Linked DNA regions of Homo sapiens: region 1 is linked to region 2. Evidence: chromatin loops called from intact Hi-C (ENCODE). Cell type or tissue: Calu3. All regions are shown on one strand. Links, peaks and the distances in the headings refer to the core of each region. The heading gives the core; the rest is flanking DNA. Region 1 has its middle 89 kb from the start of CLINT1. Region 2 has its middle 28 kb from the start of CLINT1.

Region 1 (5,378 bases), core at 227-5,226, 61 kb after region 2:
AACACAGCTCACTGAAGCCCCAACTTCCCAGGCTCAAGCTATCCTCCCATCTCAGCTTCCCCGCATAGCTGGGACCACAGGTGTGTGCTAGCACACCTAATTTATATATTTTTTATTTAATTAATTTAATTTTAATTAATTCATTTTTATTTTTTTATTTTATTTATTTATTTTTTAGACAGAGTCTTGCTCTGTCACCCAGTCTGGAGTGCAGTGGCATGGTCTTGGCTCACTGCAACCTCTACCTCCCGGGTTCAAGTGATTCTCCTGCCTCAGCCTCCCGAGTAGCTGAGACTACAGGTGCAGGCCACCACACCCACCTAATTTTTGTATTTTTAGTAGAGACGGGGTTTCACTATGTTGGCCAGGTGGGTCTTGAACTCCTGACCTCGTGATCCACCCGCCTCAGCCTCTCAAAGTGCTGGGATTACAGGTGTGAGCCGCTGCGTCCAGCCTTAATTATTTTTTGAGATGGAGTCTCGCTCTTGTCGCCCAGACTGGAGTGCAATGACGCGATCTTGGCTCACTACAACCTCCGCCTCCCAGGTTGAAGCGATTCTCCTGCCTCAGCCTTCCTAGTAGCTGGGATTACAGGTACCCGCCATCACACCCAGGTAATTTTTGTATTTTTAGTAGAGACAGGTTTCATCATGTTGGCCAGGCTGGTCTCGAACTCCTGACAGGTGATCCACCCTCCTTGGCCTCCCAAAGTACTGGGATTACAGGCGTGAGCCACCGTGTCTGGCCTATTTTCTTTTTAGAGACTGTGTTTTGCCATGTTGGCCAGGCTGATCTTGAATTCTTGACCTTAAGTGATTTGTCCGCTTCAGCCTTTGAAAGTGTTGAGATCACAGGTGTGAGCCACTGTGCCCATCTATTTTCTTTTTTTTTTCTCCTTTTTTTTTTGAGACGGAGTGTTACTCTTTCACCCAGGCTGGAGTTTAGTGGCACCATCTCGACTCAGTGCAACCTCTGTCTCCTGGGTTCAAGCGATTCTCCTGCCTCAGCCTCCTGAGTAGCTGGGATTACAGGCATGCGCGACTATGCCCGTCTAATTTTTGTATTTTTAGTAGAGACGGGGTTTCACTATGTTGGCCAGGCTGGTCTTGAACTCGTGACCTCAGGTGATCCCCCTGCCTCGGCCTCCCAAATTTCTGGGATTACAGGCGTGAGCCACCACACACCAACCTCCTTCCTTTTTTTGTCTGAGATAGGATCTCACTCTGTCTCCCAGGCTGGAGTGCAGTGGCATGATGATCACGGCTCACTGCAGCCTCAGACTGCTGGGCTTTGGATCAACCTGAGGGCAATCCTCCTACCTCAGCCTTCTTAGTAGTTGGGACTAGAGCATGTACCACCATGCCTGGCTAATTTTTGTATTTTTTGTAGAGAGAGGGTTTCTCCATGTCACCCAGGCCGTTCTCAGACTCCTGGTCTCGAGTGATCCTCCCACCTCGGCTTCCCAAAGTTCCGGGATTATAGGCATGAGTCACCACGGCTGGCCAGGAAGATTATTTTCGTAGAATGAATACAATATATATTCTCAAGTGCCATGCTTGAGCCTACTACTGCTAGTTCTGGCTAAATCTTGGTTTTACTTATTTTAAGTATGTCATATTCAGTTGCGGTGTTCCTAATACTCCTTGTGTGAATTTCCTGTGTTCCCCCTGCCCCACCCCCAATGTATAACGAGTCCGAGGCTGAGTTACCTCTGAGTTTTTTCTTTTTGCCTGATCTGTAGAGAACTAGAAATTAGGTTATTTGGCATTGCTGATGACAACTATATGGCACAAGTACCTTCACTCCAATTCTCTGCTTATCATGGCCACTGCTAATTGATGATTGCCCTGTCCTATCAATATTGCTTAACAGTGCTAATATGGTAACCACAGGTCACATGTAGCTACTGAGCATTTGAAATGTGGTTAGTCCAAATTCAGGTATGCTACACAGGTAAAATACATACCAGATTATGAAGACCTGGCACACAAGAAAAGAATGTAAAATATCTCATTAATAATTTTTTGTATTGATTACAACTTGAAATGATAATAGTTTGGATATACTGGGTTAAACCAAATGTTATTAAGATTAATTTTATATATTTATTTCACTTTCAAAAAAGTGATTACTAGAAAATGTAAAATTCTATATGTGGCTTGCATTCGTGGCTCAAGTTGTATTTCTACAGGACAGCACTGCCTTCAAATCCTACTTAAGACAGTTCCCCAGGCAGTCACTACCAACAAACCAGAAACAAAAGCAGTAGTATTTTATGGGAATGGGAGAGAGGTCTACAGAGTTTGAGTTTTCAATCTTAGAATGAAAAAAAAAAAAAAGAACCTTTTGCCGGGCACGGGTGGCTCATGCCTGTAATCCCAGCACTTTGGGAGGCCGAGGCAGGCGGATCACTTGAGGTCAGCGTGGCCAACCTGGCGAAATCCCGTCTCTATTAAAAATAAAAAAATTAGCCAGGTGTGGTGGTGCACGTCTGTAATCCCAGCTACTTGGGAGACTGAGGCAGGAGAATCGCTTGAACCCGGAAGGGGGAGATTGCAGTGAGCGGAGGTTGCACCACTGCACTCCAGCCTGGGCGACAGAGTGAGACTCCGTCCCAAAAAAAAAAAAAAAAAAAAAAGAGAGAAAAAGAACCTTTGAGTTTATCTAGTTAAGTGTTTCCCAAACATATCTGTTCATTAGAAACTTCTGCGATCTTAAATTATAAAATTACAGATTTCCAGGTTCCCACCCTGGGGATTCTAGTTTAATAGATCTGGGACGGAGGCCCCGGATTTTGTATTTTTAGTAAGTAGCCCAGGGGTTTCTGATGTGCGGCCAGGTTTGAGAACTCCTGAGCTAAAACATTTTTACATTTCAAGGATGGGACTTTCCTGGGGTGACATGTTATTATTGGCAGAGCTAGGACTCGAGCACATGTTCCTCCTGGATTATATTTTGTACTACTGCGACCTAAGAGTCTTTGCAGAACTCACCATGGAATGATCATCAAACTGCCTCTCAGCCCGCAGGCACAATGCTCTTCCTTATTTGGAGAAAACTCAGTGTGTCTCAGCAGCCCCCTCTGCTGTCAAAAATCCCTAGCTCAGTCTAGCTGAGCGGGCTTTGGGGAAGCGAGCAGGGAGGAGAGCGAGCCCAGAAGAAAGTAGTGTGAAAAATGCTGCTATGGGGAAACCCGTTTGCAACCTGGAAGTGATTGGAAGAAATCTTGCAATAAGATCCTTAAAGCTGGATGACATGTGGGGGAAATCTACCTGACTGCCTCCTGGTCTGGAGGAGAGAATTTGTTTTGTTTTATTTTGGTTTGTTTTGTTTTGATACAGGGTGTTGCTCTGTCACGAGAGCAGTGGTGTGATCACAGCTCACTGCAGCCTCCAAATCCTGGGCTCCAAGCGATCCTCCCACCTCAGCTTTCCGAGTAGCTGGGACTACACAGGCGCCTGCCACCCTGCTCTGCTAATTTTTAATTTTTTTGGGTAGAGATGGGGGTGAGGGAGATAGGAGTCGGGGGGGATGCTTGCCTTGTTGCCCTGGCTGGTCTCGAACTTGCGAGCTCAAGCAGTCCCCTCTCCTCGATCTCCCAAAATGCTGGGATTACAGGCGTGAGCCACCGTGTTTGGTCTAGAGGAGGGAATTTGAACAAATTATTTCACTTCCCTGGGCCTCAGTTTCCTCATCTGAACAAGGGCCATAATGACACGCTCTGTCCCTTTTCTTCCTCAGAAACTATTTTAATAGTCTAATTAACTAATGGGGATGGTGTTATCAATGTTTGGTCCAAAGACACACAGCTATTTAGAGATAGAGCTGGACTTTGAACTCCTGGTTCCCAGTTGAGATGTATCATACAATTTCTGCTAACCAAGGAGAGATGTGTTCAGCTGCTTCTAGAGGGACAGAGGCAAGAAAAACTTACAAGGGAGGTTGAGGCTGGCTTCATGCCTAAATGAATTAAAGCCAGGTGGCCACTCTCTCATTTATATATTCATTCCTTCACTCATTTATTCAGCTTACTTTTATTGAGCACCTCTTACATGACTGAAACTGTGTAAGTAGTGGTGATATTATGTCAAATTAGACATAGTTCTTCTTATGTCGATGGTTCTTGCTGTGTCTCCCTGAATAGTTCCTTTGCCAGAGATATCCTCAACTAGCTGTCACAGTGCACAAGTACCTTGGCTGGGTGAAACAATGGTAGCTACCAGGTATTGAGAGTTAGCTATGTGCCAGATACGGTGCTAGGCTCTTCCCATGTGCTGTCTTGTTAAACCCTCAAACCAAAGTGCTGGCATTACAGGTGTGAGCCACCATGCCCGGCCAATGCGATACTGTCGTGAAAAGTATTTTCTTTTGGTAAAGGCATTAGGTAGCTTCATGTCCTTAGGTAAAATGCATATTTATCTGTGCATGGACGGTCATCAAAGTGTTATTTACAGTGTAGAAAAATCCTAAAATAGCCAAAATATATTGAAGTAAATTATAGCACAATATACTTGAAGAATATTTAATGAATTGGGAAAATGCCGTGGTTAAAATGCCACTTCATAAAATGGTGATATTGATCTGTTTGATACTAATTTTATAAAACACTCAAATTTGGCTGGGCACGGTGGCTGTAATCCCATCACTTTGGGGGGGCCAAGGCGGACAGATACTTGAGGTCAGGAGTTTGAGACCAGCCTGGCCAACATGGCAAAACCTGGTCTCTATTAAAAATACAAAGATTAGCTGGGCAGGTGGTGGGCACCTGTAAGCCCAGCTACTCGGGAGGCTGAGCAGGAGGATCACTTGAACCTGGGAGGTAGAGGTTGAAGTGAGCCGAGATTTTGCCACTGTACTCCATTCTGGTTACCAGAGTGAGACTCCATCTCCATCTCAAAAAATAAAACAAGGCCGGGCGCGGTGGCTCATGCCTGTAATTCCAGCACTTTGGGAGGCCGAGGTGGGAGGATCATGAGGTCAGGAGATTGAAACCAACCAGGCTAACACGGTGAAAACCCTCTCTACTAAAAATACAAAAAATTAGCCGGGCATGGTGGCAAGAACCTGTAGTCCCAGCTACTTGGGAGGCTGAGGCAGGAGAATGGCGTGAACCCGGGAGGCGTAGCTTGCAGTGGGCTGAGATCACATCACTGCACTCCAGCCTGGGCTACAGAGTAAGACTCTGTCTCAAATAAAAAAAAAAAAAACTTCCCTCCACATTCATAAATATAGAAAAAGGGATGAAAGCAAGTCATTAAAATGTTAAGTTTTTATTATTGGGCAGTTTTTGTTAGGTTTTGGGAGAGTCTTATTTTCTTTGAGCTTTTAAAGATTTCCCTATTTTCTACCTTAAAAAAACACTTTCCCCCCCTCACATT
Region 2 (5,378 bases), core at 302-5,301:
CATGGCGATCAGACAACCACCTACTTAGATACCAGGTGCTACTCCTTGAGGAACCAGTGCTTCAGATATGTATGTGTGTGGCCCTCAACCCTGCCACTTTTCTCCCAGAGGATGGGGAACCAATCGAGCATGACTGCCAACAAATTATAGTCCAGACTTATGCTGCCAAGATGATGTCTTAGAACTCCCCTTAGCTAATCCTGACCTTAACCTATATACCAGTGAAATCTCATTTGTGGAGAATGGGATACAAAGGGCAGGTTATGCCATAGTTAGTGATGTAACTGTACTTGAAAGTAAGCCTCTTCTCCCAGGGACCAGTGCTCAGTTAGCAGAACTAGTGGCACTTACCCGAGCCTTTGAACTGGGAAAGGGAAAAAGAATAAATGCAAATACAGATAGCAAGTATGCTTATCTAATTCTACATGCTCTTGCTGCAATATGGAAAGAAAGGGAGTTCCTAATCTCTGGGGGAACCCCCATTAAATACCACAAGGAAATTATGGAGTTATTGCATGCAATGCAAAAACCCAAGGAGGTGGCAGTCTTACACTGCCAAAGCCATCAAAGTGGGAAGGAGATGGGAGAACAGCAGCATAAGCAGCTGGCAGAGGCAGCAGAAAGGAAAGAGAGAAAGAGACAGGAAGTCAAAGAAGGAGACAGAGAGGAAGAGACAGAGAGACAGAAACAGAGAGACCAAAAGTCAAAGAAAGAAGGAGAAAGAGAGGAAGAGACAGACAAAGAGGGAATCAGAAAGAGAGAGACAAAGATGGAGTCATAGAGAGAGACAGACACAGAAAGTCAAAGAGAGAGTCAGAAAGAGAGGAAGAGACAAAGAAGAAATCAAAGAGAATGAAAGAGAGATGGAAGTAGTAAAGAAAAAAACAGTGTACCCTATTCCTTTAAAAGCCAGGGTAAATTTCTGTCTACTCAGCCAAGGCATATCCTTCTTATGTGGAACATCGACCTATATCTGCCTCCCCACTAACTGGACAGGCACCTGTACCTTAGTATTTCTAAGTCCCAACATTAACATTGACCCAGGAAATCAGACCTTATCAGTACCCCTCAAAGCTCGAGTCCGTCAGCACAGAGCCATACAACTAATACCCCTACTTATAGAGTTAGGAATGGCTACTGTTACAGGAGCCAGAATAGCCAGTTTATCTACTTCATTATCCTACTACCACACACTCTCAAATGATTTTTCAGACAGTTTGCAAGAAGTAACAAAATCTATCCTTACTCTACAATCCCAAATAGACTCTTTGGCAGCAGTGACTCTCCAAAACTGCCAAGGCCTAGACCTCCTCACTGCTGAGAAAGGAGGACTCTGCACCTTCTTAGGGGAAGAGTGTTGTTTTTACACTAACCAGTCAGGGATAATGCAAGATGCCACCCAGCGTTTACAGGAAAAGGCTTCTGAAATGAGACAACACCTTTCAAATTCTTACACCAACCTCTGGAGTTGGGCAACATGGCTTCTCCCCTTTCTAGGTCCCATGGCAGCCATCTTGCTGTTACTCGCCTTTGGACCCTGTATTTTTAACATCCTTGTTAAATTTGTTTCCTCTAGAATTGAGGCCATCAAGCTACAGATGGTCTTACCAATGGAACTCAAATGAGTTCAACTAATGACTTCTACCGAGGACCCCTGGACTGTTCCGCTGGCCCTTCCACTGGCCTAAAGAGTTCCCCTCTGGAGGACACTACAACTGCAGGGCCCCTTCTTTGCCCCTATCCAGCAGGAAGTAGCTAGAGCGGTCATTGGCCAAATTCCCAACAGCAGTTGGGTTGTCCTGTTTACAGGGGGGGATTGAGAGGTGACAACGTGTTAGCAGCCCTCACTCACTCTCAGCACCTCCTCGGCCTTGGCAGCCATGCTCGAGGAGCCCTTCAGCCCACCACTGCACTGTGGGAGCCCCTCTCTGGGCTGGCCGAGGCTGGAGCCGGCCCCCTCTGCTTGCGGGAAGGTGTGGAGGGAGAGGCGCGGGCGGGAACTGGGGCTGCGCGTGGTGCTTGCGGGCCAGTGAAAGTTCCAGGTGGGTGTGGGCTTGGCAGGCCCCGTACTCAGAGCGGTCAGCCAGCCCTGGGCAGTGAGGGGCTTAGCACCCAGGCCAGCAGCTGCGGAGGGGGCACCGGGTTCCCCCAGCACTGCCGGCCCACCTGTGCCACACTCGAATTCTTGCTGGGCCTCAGCCGCCTCCCCGTGGGGCAGGGCTTGGGACCTGCAGCCCGCCATGCCCGAGCCCCACTGTGGTGGGCTCCTGTGCGGCCCGAGCCTCCCTGATGGGCACTGCCCCCTGCTCCATGGCGCCTGGTACCATCGACAACCCAAGGGCTGAGGAATGCAGGTGCATGGCACGGGACTGGCAGGCAGCTCCACCCGTGGCCCCAGCGCGGGATCCACTAGGTGAAGCCAGCTGGGCTCCTGAGTTGGGTGGGGTCTTGGAGAACATTTATGTCTAGCTGGAGAATTGTAAATGCACCAGTCAGCACTCTGTGTCTAGCTCAAGGTTTGTAAATGCACCAATCAGTGCTCTATGTCTAGCTAATCTACTGGGGACTTGGAGAACTTTTATGTCTAGCTAGAGGATTGTAAATGCACCAATCAGCACTCTGTGTCTAGCTCAGGGATTGTAAATGCACCAATCAGCACCCTGTCAAAATGGACCAATCAGCTCTCTGTAAAACTGACCTATCAGCTCTCTGTAAAACAGACCAATCAGCTCTCTGTAAAATGGACCAATCAGCAGGATGTGGGTGGGGCCAGATAAGGGAATAAAAGCAGGCTGCCTAAGCCAGCAGTGGCAACCTGCCAGGGTCCCCTTCCACACTGTGGAAGCTTTGTTCTTTCACTCTTTGCAATAAATCTTGCTGCTGCTCAGTTTTTGGGTTTGTGCTGCCTTTGTGAGCTGTAACACTCACCACGAAGGTCTACAGCTTCACTCCTGAAGCCAGCGAGACCATGAACCCACTGGGAGGAATGAACAACTCTGGACGGGAGGAACGAACAACTCTAGACGTGCTGCCTTAAGAGCTGTAACACTCACCGTGAGAGCCCGCAGCTTCATTCTCGAAGTCAGTGAAACCAAGAACCCACCAATTCTGGACACACTAGGATTATAGGCGTGAACCTCTGCACCCAGCCCTACTTTTCTTTTAAGAGTTTTGTAGTTTTAGTTCTTACATTCAGTTCTTTGATCCATTTTGAACTAATATTTGTATATGCTATGAAGTAGGGACCCAACTCCATTCTTTTGCATGTAGGTAACCAGTTGTTCCTGCACCATTTGTTGAATAGACTATTCTTTTTCCAATGAATTATTTTGGTACTTGGTTAAAAATTAATTGATGATAACTCTCAGGAGTTATTCCTAATGTTAATAATGATCAGAATTTTTACTGGCTCCTGGTTTATATCAAGAACCTTTGCTCCTTTCCCTTTGAGCACGTCTGTTTCAGAGATCATTCCAGGATCTCAAATTTGTGATCTTGATTAACACAACAATGAACACCCTAAGGGGCCAGAAGGGCACTCCAAGTGTGATTAGATAAGGGTGTGTGGGTAAATAACTTTGTAAACTTTCCTAATTTATAACATGGGGATAATAAGAATACTTGGCTGGGCACAGTGGCTCACACCTGTAATCCCAGCACTTTGGGAGGCCGAGGTGGGAGGATCACCTGAGGTCAGGAGTTCAAGACCAGCCTGACCAATCTGATAAAACCCATCTCTACTAAAAATACTAAAATTAGCCGGGCATGGTGGCATGCACCTGTAATCTCAGCTACTTGGGAGGCTGAGACAGGAGAATCGCTTGAACCCGGGAGGCAGAGGTTGCAGTGAGCCGAGATCGTGCCATTGCACTCCAGCCTGGGCAACAAGCGTGAGACTCCCTCTCAAAAAAAAAAAAACAAAAAAAAACCGAAAACTTGCCCATAGGGTGGTTGTGGGGATTAAAGGAATTTAAAAAGTTGTCAATGGAACTATGCATTAGAGGGAATAATTGTAAAATGCTTTATAGATATAAAGAAGGCAAACATCAATGCTTTGGCAAGAGTTGGACTAGGATGTCAAAAGCAAGCTTTGCTGTGTGATTAATTAGCTGGGTAACCTTGTGTAATCACTGAAACTCTCCCAGTCTCAATTTCCTGGTCTATTTAATGTAGGTAATGATGTGAAGTCTAATGACCTTTCTGGGTTATTGTGAGATTGAAGCAATGTAGTAGGTGTAAAAGTGGTTTGGAACACTTAACTTGTTATTCTGGGCATTGTAAAGGATTCATAGAGAATTGCTTGCTTTCATTCTAAAAATTGCCTTTGAATTGTTTATAATGCCGGATTGATTCCTTCCATTGGGGCTAGCCCCAGGTAATGTTTACCACAATAAAACATTAACATGAGATTTTTCACCTCTTACCTGGGTAAGGACCAGAGCCTGATACTTGGCTCAAAGAAAGTATTTATACAGGGTTTAATAACAACCAGGCCCTCAGGGAATTCTCTATAAATAGTTTTGGTGCTGGGATAGAATGTGACCAGGAAGAATATTAACCATAGTCTTTCTTTTATTGGTCAGTTACAGTGTAGAGGAAGTATGTTAAAAAAACCCAAAATCTCAGATGACCTTATTCACATTGTGGTGGAGCTGGAAGACCACCTCTCCTCCTGTCCCAGGCAGTCATGGGGAGGAAGATGGTCTGCCCAAGGGAATCCTAATTTGAGGGGAAGAGGACAGTGAATCAAATAAACTAACCATAGTAGTCCATAGCACCTACTCCATTGTTGAAGAAGATACGTTGGCAAATTATGAAGTATTTAAAGACCTTTCTTGACATCCTTGTGGGTTGGTTAAGACGAAACTGCCTCTGACAATTAATGTTAATATTTGGGAGATGCAAATATGACTCAACAAGTATTGACAGGCCATGATAGAATAAAGATCTTTAACTGTCACCTACCATGTTAGAGAGACACCAAAGAGGACCAGACACCTGGAGTACCAACAATTCCCCCTGCCAATTTTCTCAGTGTTATTCTAGACTAACTCACACTTGGATATTTTTCCCCTGTGGGGAACACATTTCACCTGGTGGAGGAAGAGGGCTGGCATGGGGCAAGAAAATCCCTTGTGAAGAAGGGTGGAATTTTGCAGAGAGGAAGGCAGTGCTCTCATATAAGAATATGAGGATTGCTGGGTGCAGTGGATCATGCCTGCAATCTCAGCACTTCTGGAGGCCAAGGCGGGTGAATCACTTGAGGTCGGGAGTTCGAGACTAGCCTGACCAACATGAAGAAACCCTGTCTCTACTAAAAATATAAAATTAGCTGGGCGTGGGTGGTGCATGCCTCTAATCCCAGCTACTCAGGAGGC

What was found. Peaks named below come from ENCODE experiments on the same cell type or tissue, not always from the same donor. Only the 100,000 strongest peaks of a DNase experiment are listed, where the experiment ranks them.
Region 1: it touches region 2 in a loop (3-fold over the local background); 2 of 110 quality-filtered maps call a loop at or near these places.

Annotation. Positions count from the first base shown.
Region 1 is chr5:157,945,887-157,951,264 of GRCh38, forward strand. No RefSeq gene overlaps it. Among named protein-coding and RNA genes, the nearest start is that of CLINT1, 89 kb to the left of the region's middle. RefSeq lists enhancers at 1-298, 2,915-3,209. In Calu3, for the core only: a CTCF peak has its summit at 3,078 (motif pointing left); a DNase peak (open chromatin) is centred at 3,085.
Region 2 is chr5:157,884,876-157,890,253 of GRCh38, forward strand. No RefSeq gene overlaps it. Among named protein-coding and RNA genes, the nearest start is that of CLINT1, 28 kb to the left of the region's middle. In Calu3, for the core only: no CTCF peak of the experiment used is centred there; DNase peaks (open chromatin) are centred at 2,816, 4,135 and 4,436.